Linked DNA regions of Homo sapiens: region 1 is linked to region 2. Evidence: read pairs that join two places in POLR2A ChIA-PET (ENCODE). Cell type or tissue: PC-9. All regions are shown on one strand. Links, peaks and the distances in the headings refer to the core of each region. The heading gives the core; the rest is flanking DNA.

Region 1 (10,556 bases), core at 3,582-7,581, 120 kb after region 2:
TTTTGACATAGTTTGACTTCCAGGCAGTTCTTCCATGTCTCTTAATGTTTCTCTTCTATTTTCTTTCTTCTACTTCTCTCATTTGGTCTTTGGATTTTTTTCCTTTTTTTTTGTTTTTACATATGAAAAATTGAAGGGTGATTTACATATAATGAAACACACAACTTAAGTGTGCAAGTTGAGCTCTGACAAATGCACATAGAGGTGGAGCCCACGTGCTCTGTTATGATGTGGAACATTTCTCCATCACCCTCCACCCCAAGATCTCTTGGCTCCCACTTCTACCCACCCCAGAGGTAACCATTATTCTGATGGCATCCCCCAGATATTAGTCTGCCTTTTCCAGGGTTTCACATGAAGATGGGGGTCCTACCAGACATATTCTTTTGTTTGGCTTCTTTTGTTCAGTCCTATGCTTTTGGCCTTCACCTGTGCTACTGAGAGGCAGGAGCATGCTCCTTTTTGCTGCTGAGCCATGGTCCCATTTGGATGGGTGCGGCATGGTTCATTCACCTGGCCCCAAATGTTTCGGTGGTTTCCAGGTGGGTCTATGATGAATTATGCTGCTTCCAATATCCAAGTCCATCTTTTATGGACTTATGTTTTCCTTCCTCCCAGATGGATCCCGGGAGGGGAGTGGCTGGACACAGAGCAGGTGTGAACCCTGCCAAGCCCTCCTCTGAGGGCTGCGCCACCTGAACTCCTGGTAGCAGTGTGCCAGGTGGGGCCCACTGTTCCCCAGCCTCCCAGCAGCTGGAAGTATCCACCTTTTTTTTTTTTTTTTGAGACAGAGTCTCACTCTTGCCCAGGCTGGAGTGCAGTGGCACAATCTCGGCTCACTGCAAGCTGCACCTCCTGGGTTCATGCCATTCTCCTACCTCAGCCTCCCGAGTAGCTGGGACTACAGGCGCCCGCCACCACGCCCAGCTAATTTTTTGTATTTTTAGTAGAGACGGGGTTTCACCATGTTAGCCAGGATGGTCTCGATCTCCTGAGTTCGTGATCCGCCCGCCTCGGCCTCCCAAAGTGCTGGGATTACAGGTGTGAGCCACCGCACCCGGCCGTATCCATCTTTTAATTTAGCCCTTCTGGTAGGTATGGGATGTATCTCAGTGTGGTCTTTGTTGGCATTTTCCCAGCGACTGATGATGCTCAGCCTCTTTCCGTGTGCTGTTGGCCATTTCTGTGTCTTTGGTGAAGTATCTGTTCATGTGTTTATTATTAAATTACAGGAGTTCTCTATACATTTTGGATCTGAGTCCTTTGTCAGATATATGTATTAAGAATAGTTTTTCCCAGTTTGTGACTTGACTTAAATAAATAACCATTTTTTTGGAGATGGGGTCCTGCTGTGTTACCCATGCTGGTCTTGAGCTTCTGGGCTCCAGCCATCCTCTGCCTCAGCCTCCCGAGTAGCTGGGACTACAGGTGTGAGCCACCGCACCTGGCTTAAAGAATCGTTTTTGATGAGTAGAACATGTTTCCATTTTATTGTCTGGATTAAACATTAACTTTTTTGTACTTAATGTTTCATTGGATTATGGAATATCTTATTTCTAAAACACTGAGCTGGTTAGGAAGGGCAGTCCCCATCCCTGTGATAATTTGCAAGAGCTCTTTCTCGAATGTTCCTTTCTAAATAGAAGCTTGATTTTACTTACTTGTGTCAACTTATTGAATCTTTATGGGAACATTAATTAGATTTTTTTGGGAGTTGCCGTTGGTCTCTGAATTATTTGTTTTCTGGGTTGGCCCCATCATGACAATGGCTTCTCTGGGTATTGCCTGGCCCTGTGGTGATAGTCACTGCACAGTCCCACACTGCAATGAAGGGGCCCATGAGGGTGTGTGCTGTGGGGAGGGGTCTGGCGGGTTGATGGAGGAAGAAGGGTCTCATGGGCGCGGCTGCATTTGGGATGTAATTTTTTTTACCAAGATGACCCTTGTCACGATCCTGCCGCCTGCTTCTCCTCTCTGCTTTGGAGTCTGGCTTGATGTTCTTTGGGCCTTTCCGGAAGGATCCAGGGGTCTTGGCTTGCATTTACTTTCACTCTGATCTCTCCCCTTATCTGTCCAGATTTACCTGCTTTCTGTCTGTTTAGAAGTCCCCGGAATTTTGCTCTTCTGTGTTTAGTTATGTTTCTGGTTTCCTTCGGAAAATACACGTTTCTTTTCTGACATTCCCATGGGAATTGGTGCAACAGAGGCAGGCATTGCTCTGTGGGCTCATTGGACCAAGATGAGGAGGTGATCCTGGGGGCAGGACCTCAGGTGGAGGTGAGAAGGGCGTGGCACGTGTGCAGCAGGAGAGGCCTTGGCTGGGCCTTTGGACATGGCTGTCACCTCGTGAGGGGAAGTTGGAAGCACATGGAGCCTTCGGGGCCATGCAGGCTCCCTGGATTTATTCTGAGCCCTCTGTGGAGAGAATCTATTGAAGTATTTGGGGGAAGGGAAGGGCCAGGATCCAGGGGGACTATAGTGAGGGATGAGGTGGGAGAGAGCGTGGCGAGGGATGGGTGAGCTCAGACAGGGTGGTGGGAGTCAGAGGGGAGAGGTGGAGATTGGGCAGGCGGCGGGAGGGTGGCCAGTGCTGAGTGGTGTTTGAATGTGGTGCCTGGGGTTGGTGGTTCCCTTGTGGGATGGTGGGCAGAGCGGGCATGTGGTGCATGCACCTGACCAGGGTTCCCGGGTGATGATGGTGGCGTTTGTTTGCTGTTTTCTATTTAAACTTAGGTCAGTGATTGGTTCTGCTGGCTTGTGCAGACACAGTGGCCCAAGGGTCTGGGGAGGTGTCTGCTGTGTCCTCCTGCACAGGAGGGCCTGGGCTGCCCTCTGGGCTGCTGACTGGTCAGTTTGGCTCTGCTAGGGCTTTTCTCTTCCCTCCATTCTCAGCTCTTATCTCAGTCACCTGTCCACGTCTCCTCTGTTCTAATCCACTGGGCCCTGAGTACTTCTTCTGAGTTGTGTATACGTTAGAAGTAAACTGATGATCCATTCTTTTCACAAACACACAGAAAGTGAGTGATTGTGGAGGAGGCAAAGGCCTCAGAGGTGTATTTTTGGAAAAAGTGCTCAAGTGTGGCCGTGTGGATTTGCGAGACCTCTTCGGCTTCCTAGGATGTCTTTTTGCTGAGGTCCCTTTTTGGGGGCTGTGTCCAGGGTTGTGGGGACTAAGGAGTCAGCAGTTGTGGTGCCAGTGTCTGCATGCCCTTCTATCATAGCCGCTTAGCTGCCTGTGGGTATGGGAAGGGCTGGTCCTACTGTGTGGCGCTGCTGGGATGTGACGCCACCGTGTCCCCTTCTGTGTCCCATCTCTTGCCCACTTAGCATGTCTCTTGCCCTGTAGGACCGGAAGCTCACCAAGCTGGAGCGGCAGCGGTTCAAGGAAGAGGCTGAGATGCTGAAAGGCCTGCAGCACCCCAACATCGTGCGCTTCTACGACTTCTGGGAGTCCAGCGCCAAGGGCAAGCGGTGCATTGTGCTGGTGACGGAGCTGATGACCTCAGGGACGCTGAAGACGTAAGCTCCGCTTCCTGAGGGCTGGGGCGGGTCCTGGCATGGGTGCAGGGCTACCATAGCTGAGGGTGAGGTCTTGGGCTGCTGGGGTGGTCCTGGCTGGTGCCTGTGGGAGGCTGTCTCCTCTTTCCTCTCCTGCATGGGATGCCAGGAGGTGGTTTACTTCCCAGGGAGATGGTTGATCTGTCTATGGTGTCTGGGACTTGTTTCTGGCTGGGGTTCTGTTTCTGCCTGGGAGCCAGCCCGGCACATACTCAGGCTCAGGACGCAGGCTGGGCGGGGTGCACAGTGGGGACTGTGGGATTCTGAGGATGTGGAGGTGGTTAGTGAGGGCTGGGGAGTGGGGAGTGGGGTGGCCACGGCAGCCTGTTGCTGCTCACTAAGGTCCCAGTCTGTACTGTGGGGATGAGGTGCTGCCTGGTGCTGTATCCTGGGTCCATCTGAACCACTGGACCCTGCAGCCTTGGGCAGGGCCTCAGTGCCCCTCAGCCGGGCAGTTTCCGTCATAGGTGGATGCGCTGCAAGAGGAGAGCCCTTTTCTTAGCTTCACCCACCCACCTCCTCCCAGGGCACAGCTCAGGGCAGGCCACACAGGTGGCCAGTGGCAGAGAGAGCCCCAGCTGGCCCCTGTGGTTCTCACAGGCCCTGGCCTTTCGTAACCCTCACCCCCTCACCTGAGCATCTGCTGGCTGGTACTCCGTCCTGCCTTGGGCAACTTACAAGTCAGCCTGGCACCATCTCCCAGTGAGGTCAAGATGGAGCTTAGTATGAGCTTTAGTAGCCAGGTCCTTGGCATGAGGGGAGCAAGAGGGTTGTGAGCCCACCCAGCTGGCTGCTCAGGGGCCTGGCTCCAGGGCGGAACTGTCCGGCCCTCCCGTCTCACCTTCACTACCTGTCACGGGTATGTGCCGTGTGCACGGGAATGGACTTTGTACCAGGCCTAAGCAGTGTTAGGTGGGGGCTTTGCTAGGGGGCCGCTGCCGGCGAGCTGCTTGGTGAGCTGTGCCCGTGAACCCCTGCAGATACCTGAAGCGGTTCAAGGTGATGAAGCCCAAGGTTCTCCGCAGCTGGTGCCGGCAGATCCTGAAGGGCCTGCTGTTCCTGCACACAAGGACGCCACCCATCATCCACCGAGACCTGAAATGTGACAATATTTTCATCACCGGACCAACTGGGTCTGTGAAGATTGGCGACTTGGGCCTGGCCACTCTGAAAAGAGCGTCATTTGCCAAAAGTGTGATAGGTAAACCTGCTTCTCCTCCCCAGGCCCTTGGAGCCCATGAGAAGCTGGGCAGCAGTGAGTGCTGGCGAGCATCCAGTTTTGTTCAGACCTGGTGCAGGAGACCCAGTGGGAGGAGCGTCTGGGCACGGGAGCCTCGGGCCAGGGTGTCTGGGCTACCCCACCAAGCCTTTTGTAGCTCAGCTGGAGGGCCTGCCCACTCGTTGGATTCCCAGACCACTTGGGCTGGGATAGCTGACTTGGCTGCCTCCCTCCCCTGCTGCCCCTGCCTTGTCCGACTCTGGCCCCAGATGGTCTTTGTGTTTCCCTCCGTGGCTGTGGCTTGGGTGCCAGCTCTGATTGTCTAGCAGGGGAGGTGGGCTGGGTGCCGATGCTCGTGGTGTGTGTGGGCACTGTGGGCACTCGGGAGAGGGAAGCTGCCCTGACCACAGAGGAACTTGGGAGGTTTGTGGCCAGTGACGCTGGAGCTCCCAGTGTCACCCGGGCTGTGAGGCCCAAGGAAGTGAGAACTTGGAGTATCTGGGGAATCCACATACCTGCGGGGCGGGGCACAGAGCAGGCGTTGTGCACAGGATAGGAGCAGGGCGCCAAGGAATTAATTCAGCTTCTTGGGCATTTCAGGCCTCAGTACAGACGCCCTCCTGTGAGAAGCCTTCCCAGCCTTCTTTTGGGGCGAGATGCCGTCGCCCCTAGGGGCAGCTGGCCCGGAGCTTCTTTGCAGAGACCAGGGGTCTGCGTTGTGCCATGTACCTGGCCCCAGGTGTGCTCCTGGCACAGTGGGTGTGAAGTGTCCACTGGTCCTGGGTGGGGGCCTCCACGGACTTTGAAAAGAATGCCTGGGTGGCTGTGGAGCAGCTGTTTCTGGGGCCAGGATGATGGGAAAGCTGCAACATGTGCAGGGCAAGCAGCGTGGGTCGGGGCTCAGGAAGCCCAGATGGCACCCAATCGGATCAGATTGGGAGAGGCTCCCCCATGTTAATGAAGACCCAGCATGCCCCCAATGTGAGGGCAGGACAGTGAGCAGTCGATCTTGGGGCTTTGTGAATTCTTAGTTCTGCTGCATGTTTGGGGACAGAACTTGGCAGGTGTGGGGAAAATGAGACTCCAGAGCTGCTTTGGTTTGGGAAGTCTGTTCAGAATGTGACATCTGGGGCAAGGTGGCTGCCCGGGGGTGGCCCTGTGTACACAAAGCCTCTGGCATTCTGGGGGAGCTGAGTGGTGGAGCGTAGGGGCTGACCCAGGGTTCAGTTTCCCCATCTGTGAAATGGGTATATAGGTGAGGGTCTCCACTCCCTCCTGGAGGGGCTGAGAGCAGGGGCCCAGGACCGTGGAGAGCCCATGCCCAGGGCTTTGAGCTCTGTGCACTTTCTGGGCAGATTTTGCAAATTTGGCTTCAGAAGTGGTAGGAACCCAGGTCTCAAACCCCGGGCGCAGTCAGGTGGCAGGAGGGAGGCTTGTGATCTCCTACTCAGGAGTGAACACTCCTGGAGGAAGAAGCACAGCCCACTGTGAAGCGGCAGCCCCGGCAGAGCCCCTCGTCTTCCTCTGGCTGGGCGGCTCTTTGCCCTCTTGGAAACGAAGTTTCGAGTTGCTGGATCAGGTTGAGATGAAGGCCAGGTGTTTCCAGCAGGCACAGTGGGGAGACCTTGTGACCCGCATGGTTGCCCAGCTCTGTGGGCTGTCCCTCGTCAACCCAGCTTTTGCTCAGCTGGAGTCCAGGAAGCTTTGGTTAGAGAGGCCACAACCAGGAGTGTCCTCAGCTGCTCAGTCTCCTAGAGAATGAGGCTGAAGCAGGAGAATTGCTTAAGCTCAGGGGTTCGAGGCTAGTCTAGGCAATGTAGTGAGATCCCTGTCTCTACAAAAAAAAAAAAAAAAAAAAAGGCGGGGGAAGGAAGGAAAGAGAGAGAAATAAAGAAAGAAAGAAAAGAAAGAGAAAGAAAAAGAAATTGGCCCGGCATGGTGAACACCTGTAGTCCCAGCTACTTGGGAGGCTGAGGTGGGAGGATTGCTTGAGACTGGGAGGTCGAGGTTGCAGTGAGCTGTGTTCATGCCACTGCACTCGAGCCTGGGCGACAGGGCACGATCCAGTCTCAAAAAAAAAAAAAAAAAAAATTGCTAGTGCAGCAAATTTTCAGTATAATCATGTGGTTAAAAAACCCAAAAGAATAAAAGTTCCCGGCGTCAGGCCCCTCCACTCAGCTCCTGTTGTTTCTCATGGGTTCTTCCAGAGTTCTGTGTGCCTAAGACTGAAATCTAAACCATATTCTTGTCCCAATTTTTATCCAAAATGTTAACTTTAAAAAAGAGTGGCCAGGCACAGTGACTCACACCTCTAATCCCAGTACTTTGGGAGGCTGAGGCGGGCGGATCATTTGAGGTCAGAAGTTCGAGAACAGCCTGACCAACATGGTGAAATCCTGTCTCTACCAAAAATACAAATAAATTAGCCAGGCATGGCGGCAGACGCCTGTAGTCCCAGCTACTTGGGAGGCTGAAGCAGGAGAATTGCTTGAACCTGGGTGGGAGATGGAGGTTGCAGTGAGCCAAGATTGCACCATTGCACTCCAGCCTGGGGGACAGAGTGAGATTCCGTCTCAAAAAAAAAAAAAAAAAAAAGTAACACATTTTAAATTGAAATGACGGGTAAACAAAACGTGCTTTTAAAATGCACTAATTAGTTAGCTTGAGCTTTTAAAAAGAAACTAGAAATTTTGAAGACCTTCCAAAGTCAACAAACATCCAGACGTTAAAAGCAGCTGTACTGAAGTCTCTAGTCCCTTTCTTTGCATTCAGCGCGACAGACATGCAACCGGACTTATTTTATTAAAAAGGCCTTTACAGTTGCTGTATTATGAAAGCTAAAGCTTATTATAGAGAATAGAGAAACCCCAGACCAATATAAGTAAAATAAAAATCAGCCCTCGCCCCCTGCAGACATCATCTTGCCCTGGGGGTTTGGTTTTGCATAGGTGAGGCCAGCCAGCACGTCTAGCCTCATGCTCATTTTGCTCAGCCTATCATAACTTTGCCATGTCCTTAAAAATTCAGTGAAGACACTGTTTTTGCATCTCTTGTGTTTAGGAGCCACATACAGTTCCCATCTTAGCAACTCTGTGGTTCTGTCAGGTGGGTACCATTTTCTACCCCACCCTCATTCAGGGACACTGTCTTCAGTGATGCTGACTGTTGTACATGCTGCGTGACACTTGTAGGGGTGGGCTGAGTGTACCCAGCCTTTCCCCACTTTGGGACATTTAGGGGTTTTGTGGCTTTAGGTAGCTCCGTAGCAACCCAAGTTCTTTCTGCTCCAGGGTTTCTGAACGTGGCTGCGGCCGAGCCTGTGGCAGGATCATAGTGTCCACAGGCGAGGGCGTACTCAGGGTTTTGCCTCCTTCCAGGCTCGGACCCCGTCCCCTGGGAAGTCATAGTCTCCCAGCTTATGAGCAGGGGATGGCTCTGTCACCTGATTTCTAACCCTGGACTCCTGTGGTTCCAGGTGGAACTTTTGGAACCCTGTCTGTAAAGCACACCTGTGTCCCAAGTGAGGGGCAGGGCTGGCCCTGGGGTCCAGGTGTTCTGAGTGTGCCATGGGATGTGGAGGGGACATGGGGTTCTGGGCAGCCAAAGCTCCCGGGACACTGGCTCCAGCTCTTCCTGGGCCCGTGGCCAGCTGACAGCTGCGTCTGTTGCTTCCGGGCACAGGTACTCCCGAGTTCATGGCGCCCGAGATGTACGAGGAGCACTACGATGAGTCCGTGGACGTCTATGCCTTTGGGATGTGCATGCTGGAGATGGCCACCTCGGAGTACCCCTACTCGGAGTGCCAGAATGCGGCCCAGATCTACCGCAAGGTCACCTGTGTGAGTCCACCTGGCCCCTTGGTTAATTAATAAGGACACAGAGGCCTTGGGCCGTACCCTGGGCTGGGCTCCATGTGGCTCTGTAAAGCCATCCTGGCAGCTGTGTAAGGAGCTTGGCCATTTTGCAGAGGGGGAAACTGAGGAGATTGGCCATTTTACAGAGGGGGAAACTGAGGCTTAGTAGCGGGGTGGTTACTCAAGGTCTCCTACCTGAAGGGATGGTGGTGCATGGGGTGCTGTGGGCAGTGCTTACCCATGGAGGCTGTCGCTCTCACAGCAGGGATGGTGGGGAGACTGAGGCTCAGAGAGGCTGGAGCTTCACCATAGCCCCCTGCCTGGAGGCGTGCCTAGGCCACCCATCCCCAGTGCTCACACTCTGGGCCGCCCATGGCTGCCTGCTTTCCTATCTTCTTCATTTTGAAACAATGGTTTGATTTCTTTTTCAGCTAAACCAGTCACTCCTACACCAAGTGTGTCTCTAGGCAGTCGTCAGCGCCAGGCAGCTGGGAACGTTAATCCCTGTTTTGCTGTCGCTGTGATTTTTTTCTTTAATCGGACGGCTTCAGCTGCATAAACAGATCTGTCTTGTCCTCCCTCTGTGGTGGCCCCACTGGGTGGAGGGAATGCAAACAGAACATCTGGAAATGGAATGGCCAGGCCAAGGCTTTCTGTGCCTGTTTTCTGCACCACCCGTCTTGTTGTGAAGCCCAGGGGCCTGCAGAGCTGTCCCTGACATGCGGCGTCTGCACTGAGGGCCCAGGCTGCCCTGATCCCTGCAGTCCCTGCTGTCTCCACATGCCACCTGACTGGGTGGGGCCGCGCTGCCCCTCAGTGCTGCTCTGCGGGGCCATGGCTGCTTCTGCAGGTGCACCAGGGGCTGTGGTCCTCAGCAGCTGCACAGCCTCACTCTGACCCATCCCTCCATCCCGAGCCCTCCTTGCAGATTACCTGCATTTCTGTCCCTTGGTTGTTGTAAATCATCGGTCACTTGGTTGTTCTGAGCCCCTCCTGTGTGCCCCTGAGGAAGTGGGAGGGCAGACAGAGTCCTTGACTCACCTGTGGGCCTGGGTCAGAAACTTCACAGACAGGTGCACAGTTTTCCGTGGGTACTGGAAGGAGTGTCAGGACCTGCTGGCTGTGTGCAGCGGCCCTCCAGGGAGGCAGGGATGGTCTGCAGCAGGAGGAAGTGGGGCGCTCCAGAGATTAAGAGCTCCATTTGCCAGGCCTTGGGGTGCTGGTGTGGGATGGGAGGGCCCCTGGGTTCACTGTGGAGGGTGGATGGTGGTCTGTCCTGAAGCTGTCCCAGGGGCTGGTGGTGCTCCTCGACCCTGGGGGTGTACACTACTGGGCAGAGCCCTTAGGTTCTTCACTCCTGTGTCTGCCCCAGGCTGGGGGCTCCAGCACCCAGGGCAGGTGGGCGTGCCCCCACCCTCCTCCCTGACCTTGGGAAAATTTATGCTTTATGTTCTCTATATTAAGAGTCAGGTGAAGCTTTTGAAGGCTAAATCGTGTTGAAGGAGAAAGAACGTGATAGTTGGTACCCTCATTGTGTTTAAAATTTTTTAAAATTAGTTGCTCATACACCGTCTTACTCCACTTCCAACACAAAACAACCTAGCAGATTGCAAGCAGCACCTGGCCCCGCCCTGCTGCTTCTGAGTCCGGTTGCAGGGCTTGCCCTCTGCTCCCTTCATGCACAGCCATCAGCTGGGTGAGGAGCCACTGTCCCTCAGGCTGCCACCCGCACCCCCCCGCAACAAAGCCGCATGGCCTGGCCCTTGGCCAGCAGCAGTGACCACAAATAGTGCTCCTGCACCCTCAAGGAGGAGGTGTGGGGAGGAAGCCCAGGTGTGGTTAGAAAGGCCCGGCTCTGTAGGAGGCATCCCATCCACCGCATCATGGCGCTGCCTCTACTAGCCTCCTGGAACAGGGGCCCTCGT
Region 2 (6,787 bases), core at 1,761-5,760:
ACTCGGGTGGGAGCTGGGGGCTCTGGAATCTGCCCTAATTCTTGTCTTTTCAACTCAAGCCGAGACCATGACCGGGAGGGAGCACCCTGTCCCAGTGCCTGTTCCCACCCACCCCCGCAGGAGGGATGGAAACACAGAATTCACCTCTGGGACTGGTTCTTGAGCTTTTGCCTCCCCTTTTGTCTTCTAGACCCCAAGGGCCTGCCAGGGACCCGGCGCGTCCTCGGTTTCTCGCCTGTCATCATCGACAGACATGTCAGCCGCTACCTGCTGGCCTTCCTGGCAGATGACCTAGGGGGGCTCTGACAGACCCTGGACCCAGGGCCTCACCTGCCACTCAACCAAAGAGTCCTCGAGCCGGCCCGCCAAGGGGACTGCTGCTTCTTTTTCTAAATGCATATTTTTCATTATTTATAATTTGTGTAAAAAACACACCTTCACCTTACAAGGTGCTGACCATATTAAATGTTCAGGTTCTCTCAGCCTGCCTCGTTCCTCAGTCTCAGGGGTGTTTCAGAGATGACTGCAGCTATGGCTGCTCCAGCTGGGGCTGGCCCTGGTATTCCCAGCATCCCCACATCCAGCTGCTGGCACAGACCCCCCAGACAGGACGCCCTCCACATGGACTCACCTGCCTCGGATAAGCCGCCAGGCACTGCCTCCCCACCTCAGATGTTCCCCACACTGCCCCCTCCTCACACCTCATGTGCCACACACACACACACACACACACACACACACACACACACACACACCCACTCCCCCCACCCCAGCTGCTGAGCCTGGACCGGACACCTGATTCCCTCCCCTTGTCAGCTCCTCCCCCAAGCCTTTTTGTGGGGAAACGAGAATATTTGTCAACCCACAGAATCATCATGAGTTTGCATTTTCCAGGGGGTTTCTGGAGGCACCCAGGCTTTGCCCCAGAAGGTGCTGGGAACCCCTAATGCTGGGGCGATGCCACTGGCAGGGCGAGGCTATGGGCGCAGCTCCTGGAGGGACCCTGCTCAGTCGCAGGGTCCCAGCGCACATGACAGTGGGAACCAGGCTGCCGGTGGAGTATGGAGCTCCAGGACATGACATCCCATTACCATGCAGCCCTGCTGCTTGGGTCATCACAGTGCCTGCCCCTTCAGGGAACTGAGGGCCAGGGGCAAGGAAAGCCAGTGCCTCAGAGCCCTCCCACCTGCCAGGCTGCCATGCGCCCACTGAGTGGGGTGGCCGGGGGACAGCCCTAGCTGCCCTCTCCCTCCTCCACCCTGAGCCATGGGGCCAGGGCCTGTGCTCCAGTCTCAGCCCCTTTGCCCACCTGTGAAATGGGATCCCTCCCTCGGGACTCCTCCTTGAGCCTGCGCTCTGTCACAGCACCCCCTCCCCCTCAGAAATCCTTTTAGGAATTTACCACCTTGCTACAGATGCCTTTAATGCCTGGGTAAAGGAGACACACTTAGTGAAGGTGACAGGTGTCTGGGTGAAGGGTGTAGACAGGTGTGACTTGCCCCTGGAGGGTGAAGGAGGGGTCTCCAGGGACAGTAACATTCTATGACTGCGTCAGCTGAAGGTAGGAAACCTCCGAGGCAGGCAGGGCACAGGCCAGTGTGTGGCCTGGGCAAGTCCTAGGTGGCCCCACCTGAGGCCGTGGAGGACACACGCACCTCCTCAGGGCTGCCTGACATGACCTGAGGCCCTGACTCCCCAGGCCGCTTGGGCAGGGTGTCATTCCTCAGTGAGGGGCTGCCTGGCCCGAGGACTGCTGACTCCCCTGTCCATCTGTGTGCACCCACCGCCCTCCCCCGAGGCCCATGTCAGCCAGGTCCTGAGCCCCACTGTCCTTGGACTGCCCTCCCAGCGCCCAGCTACCCCCAGCTCCATCCCTGACCAACTGGACTCAAGCCTGGGGCTGAGTCTGTGACATCCTCGACCACCAGCCAGGCCTACTCTTGCATCTGCCGCCTCCCGCCTGGTGGTTGCCCCACCCTTTGAGGCTGGAACCTGGAGGAGGGAGAATGATAAGCGCCCATGTCTGTGCCTCAGCCGCCCATCAGGCCCAGCTCTGCTAACCACCGGGCCAACCAGTTCCTGTGACCAGCAGTGAACTAGGTCCCCAGGGGAGGGGAAGGCACCCTTGGGCACGTGAGGCCCTCCTGGCTGCCCTGAGTCCCCGCTTCCACACTACACCCACAGATGGCCGTGTCCTGCGCCTCCACACCTGTGCTGCAGGTGTTCAGGCAAAAACCGTGCTGCTCCCTCGGCTTGGGACTCCTTACCAGCCCCTCTCATCAACTCATCCTTCAGGAATGCCACTTCCTCCAGGAAGCCCTCATGATACCCCAGTAAGAAGAGCAGTTTCCTCCAAGCTACCACACCTGAACATGGGATGCTGTTCTGACATCCAGAACTGTGCAGGAGCTGGTAGGAGATGCTGGGGTCGAGGGAACTCCCATTACCAAAGCTTTGGTGTGAGGGAGGGGTTGTGGGAGAGCTGGAGGTGAAATGCAGAGGGTTGTGAGGGAGAGTGAGTGAAGGAAAGAGGGGTAGTGAGGAAGGGGGTGTGGATGAGGGAGGGAGATGAAGGAAGGGGAATGAGGGGGTGTGTGAGGTAGGTGAGGAAGGAGATGAGGGAGGGGGTGAGGTAGGGGTGAGGGAGGGGGGTGAATGAGGGGTGAGGGAGGGGTGAGGGAGGGGTGAGGGAGAGGTGAGGGAGGGGTGAGGGGGGTGAAGGAGGTAGGTGAAAGGGTGTGAGGGAGAGGTGAGGGAAGGAGTTGGGGGGAGGGAGGGGTGAGAGAGGGAGTGAGGGAGAAGGTGAGGAGGGGTGAGAGAGGGTTAGGGAGAGGTAAGGGAGGGGTAAGGGAGGGGGTGAGGGAGGAGGTAAGGGAGGTGATGAGGGAGGAGTGAGGGAGGGGATGAGGGAGGAGTGAGGGAGGGGATAAGGGAGGGGTGAGAGAGGGGGTGAAGGAGGAGTGAGGGAGGGGTGAGGGAGGGGGTGAGGGAGGGTTGAGGGGGTGAGAGACGGGTGAAGGAGGGAGGGGGTGAGGGAGGGGTGGGGGTGAGAGACGGGTGAAGGAGGGAGGTGGAAGTGGGTGAGGGAGAGGTGAGGGAAGGAGTTGAGGGAGGAGAGAGAGAGTGAAGGAGAGGGTGAAGGAGAGTGAAGGAGGGCATGGGGGGGTGAGGGAGGGGTGAAGGAGGGAGGTGACGGGGTGAGGGAGAGGTGAGGGAAGGAATTGAGGGAGGAGGGAGGGAGGGAGGGGTGAGGGTGGGGGTGAGGAAGGGGTGAGGGAGGGGTGTTGGGGGACCTAGTATGGAACCCAGGAGTATATTTGTCACAGGTCAGCAAGGACACAGGGCACTTGAGCTCAGAGGCCGGAAGTATAGCTGGTCTTGCACAATCCACGGTACCGGTCTGGGAGAAATGACCCTGCTGACTACAAACACAGGCTGGGTTTTGGGGGTGCTGACGCAGCTTTGTTGTGCTGCTGCTTCCAGTTCTGCCGGCTCAGTGCCTTGTGACCGGGGCCGGTGGCTCCTCCATAGAGGGCTCACAGGGGTCCTGCCCACTCAGTGCCTCTCACACCTCTGCACAAACCCTGGGTCTCAGCAGCCACAGGGTTCTGGCCTTCCTTGGGTGAGCCTGGACACCCACCCTCATGCAGACAGGTTCAGAATCTGGGAGGGGGTCCAGCCTCTTGTGCGCCCTACTGTCCCCCACACCTGAGGGGCACTCGGGAGACAGAGTACTGGGGGCATGCTGTTGTCACCACGGCCTGCTGGGGTCATGTCACAGCTCAGAGCCTTGGTCCCCCCAGCTGTAACGTTAGCATGAGAATGGGGACTCTGGCAGTCGAGGAACACCCACCCTCCCGCAGCCTGGCTGGGCAAGTGCTGGATGGGGGTTGCAGTGGGACCCCAAATCTTGATCAGATCTGGGGAGGGGACCCTAGCACTACCTTGCAGGGGGGTGAGGGACCAGGGGTGGGTCTCCACAGACCCTACTGCAGCCACAGGTTTGGAGGGAGTGGGCTACACTGGCCTAAAACTGGCCTGAAGACAGCTGGTGGGAGAACCCGGCTGTTCACTGGCTGGAAGGACGAGGACGTGCTGGGCTGGGGGCCACAGAGGCTGCAGCTGGTGGGGCAGCTTCCTGCGGTCACAACAGGTCAACAGCACCTGGAGTTAGTGTTTCCTCTAAAGTAAAGTATTTGAGAGAAAGAGAAGAAAAATATGAAAGCATTCAGACCTCTAATTTATTATTATTATTTTTTGAGACGGAGTCTGGCTCTTGTCGCCCAGGCTGGAGTACAGTGGGGCGATCTTGGCTCATGCAAGCTCCGCCTCCCAGGTTCACGCCATTCTCCTGCCTCAGCCTCCCGAGTAGCTGGGACTACAGGCACCTGCCACCACGGCCAGCTAATTTTTTTTTTTTTTGTATTTTTAGTAAAGAAGGGGTTTCACTGTGTTAGCCAGGATGGTCTCGATCTCCTGACCTAGTGATCCGCGCGTCTCAGCCTCCCAAAATGGTGGGATTACAGGCATGAGCCACTGCACCCGGCCCCTTTTTTTTTTTGAGTCTTGCCCTGTCTCCCAGGCTGGAGTGCAGTGGTGCGATCTTGGCTCACTGCAACCTTCACCTCCCAGGTTCAAATGATTCTCCTGCCTCCGCTTCCTGAGTAGCTGGGATTACAGGCGCCCACCACCACACCCGGCTTATTTTTGTATTTTAATAGAGACAGGGGTTTCACCATGTTGGCGAGGCTGGTCTCGAACTCCTGACCTCGTGATCTGCCCACTTTGGCGTCCCAAAGTGCTGGGATTACAGGCATGAGCCACCGTGCCTGACCTTTTTTTTTTTTTTTTTGATACAGAAATCTCTCACTCTGTTGCCAAGGCTGCAGTGCAGTGGTGCGATCTCAGTTTGCTGCAACCTGCACCTCCCGGGTTCAAGCAATTCTCGTGCCTCAGCCTCCTGAGTAGCTGGGATTACAGGCATGTGCCACCGTGCCCAGCTAATTTTTTTGTAGTTTTAGTAGAGACAGGGTTTTGCCATGTTGTCCAGGCTGGTCATGAACTCCTGAGCTCAGGTGATCCACCTGTCTAGGCATCCCAAAGTGCTAGGATTACAGGCGTGAGCCACCATGCTGGGCCCAGTCCTATGATTGTTAAGAATAATGCAGTGCCAAAAAAAAAAAAAAAAAAAGAATAATGCAGTGAAGAAACAGGCACTCCACTCTGATTGAACACAGGTGGAAGAGGAGGCCCTAGGAAATGGAGGGGAGGGCTGGGCGTAGGGTGTGGCGTGGGTTCTGTCACAAATGGCCAATACACCCAGAATCAGGTGCTCCTCCCTGCCTGGCCGTACCAGGCCTGGGCCCAGCACCTTGAATGGAGGTCCAGTTGCCTCCCCACTCATCTGACATGAGCTGCCCTCATCCTTACTCTGCACATGGGAATGAATGGGCCAGGTCCTTCAAGGATGAACCAGATAGAAAGCACTGCCCTGGGAGAGGGAGCCTGTAGATCCAACAAGACTTAGAAGACACTTCCAGTGCTTTTAGGTGGGCAGGAATAAGCAGTGTCAAGGACACGCACAGGGCACCTAAGCCATGAAGAGACCTGAGCAAGGGATCCCTGTAAGGGAGTGAGGGGCCGAGACTGGGCTTCGGGCTGGCACAGCGGTACCTCTTCACCTTGGAACAACCCACTGAGATCTATGCCTGCCTTCACATCTATCTTCTATCCGTCATCTATCAAGCTATCCATATGTCATCTATTTCTCATCTATCAGTCAATCTTTTCATCTTTTACTCTTTTCCATCAAATACAACAGCTTCTATCAATCATCTCTATCTAATCATCCATCTGACCATCCAGCATCTATCATCTATTATCTATCTAATCTATCTAATCATCTAATCTATCTGACCATCCATCCATCATCCGTCCGTCCGTCTGTTCATCCATCCATCCATCCACCCACGTATCTACCATCTATCAATCTATCTAATAATCTCTCTGTTATAGGAAAGAGGTTAGGAAACCCTCCCATCACACTCTGCCCAGTTGGTCATCTCCAGCTCTATGCGACTGCCCCTACCTGCCCCCGCACCTCACTGCTTCCCCAACACCAGCCCAGCTCACAGGACTTGTGCAAAGGCTTCCTTGCCCTCAAACCTTCTTCCCAGACTTCTGCATGGCCCCTCGCCATCATCCCAGGTCACCTACTGACCTCCCTGCCCATTCCTCCTGAGCTCCCTGTGTGTCCCTCCATGTCCCCCCCCACCACCCAACTTCGTGGGTGCATCTTGTTCACTTTCCAGGTCCCCCGTGAGAACAGAGCTGAATCCACGGGCAGGACTGGCTGGAGTGGATACATCAGGTCCCAGGACCCCATAGGCGCTGTCAAACCTTCCCAGAAGGTAGCTTGGCTCTGAGCAGCTCCTGGGCCTGTTTTTTGTCTGTCCCTTGGCTGCTGTGACACATGCACAGGGCCTAGCACATACAGGCAAGTGAGTGGGTTCTGCCCCAGACATTTACTGAGCACCTACTATATGCTGGACAGTGCTGAGGACACAGGCTGCAGATAGGTGATGGCATCTGGTAGGAGAGCCAGGTCAGACAAAGGATCCTTAAGTAGGAGAAGCACAGACAGGGATGCGGGTGCCAAGCCATGCCCCCAGCTCCAGCAGAGCCCCTTGGCCCTCAGGAGACCCAGCAGGCAGAACACTCATTCTCGGAGTGCCTGCCCTGGACTTGGGCTGGACTCAGACTCCAGCTCCAGGGGAGAGTCCACCTG

Evidence for each region. ChIA-PET counts read pairs that join two places held together with the same protein. Peaks named below come from ENCODE experiments on the same cell type or tissue, not always from the same donor. Only the 100,000 strongest peaks of a DNase experiment are listed, where the experiment ranks them.
Region 1: POLR2A ChIA-PET joins it to region 2 with 13 read pairs; 2 of 35 experiments call an interaction of 5 or more read pairs at or near these places.

What each region holds. Positions count from the first base shown.
Region 1 is chr9:93,226,350-93,236,905 of GRCh38, forward strand. WNK2 (WNK lysine deficient protein kinase 2) reads left to right here. Exons shown (of 30, transcript NM_006648.4): 3 at 3,347-3,519; 4 at 4,539-4,759; 5 at 8,459-8,616. Among named protein-coding and RNA genes, the nearest start is that of WNK2, 47 kb to the left of the region's middle. In PC-9, for the core only: no CTCF peak of the experiment used is centred there; a DNase peak (open chromatin) is centred at 5,292.
Region 2 is chr9:93,112,802-93,119,588 of GRCh38, forward strand. CARD19 (caspase recruitment domain family member 19) reads left to right here. Exons shown (of 6, transcript NM_032310.5): 6 at 191-482. The coding sequence ends at 306. Among named protein-coding and RNA genes, the nearest start is that of NINJ1, 18 kb to the right of the region's middle. RefSeq lists enhancers at 600-1,548, 1,549-2,496, 6,582-6,787. In PC-9, for the core only: no CTCF peak of the experiment used is centred there; DNase peaks (open chromatin) are centred at 2,100 and 3,390; H3K4me3 peaks cover 1,321 bases; H3K27ac peaks cover 3,338 bases.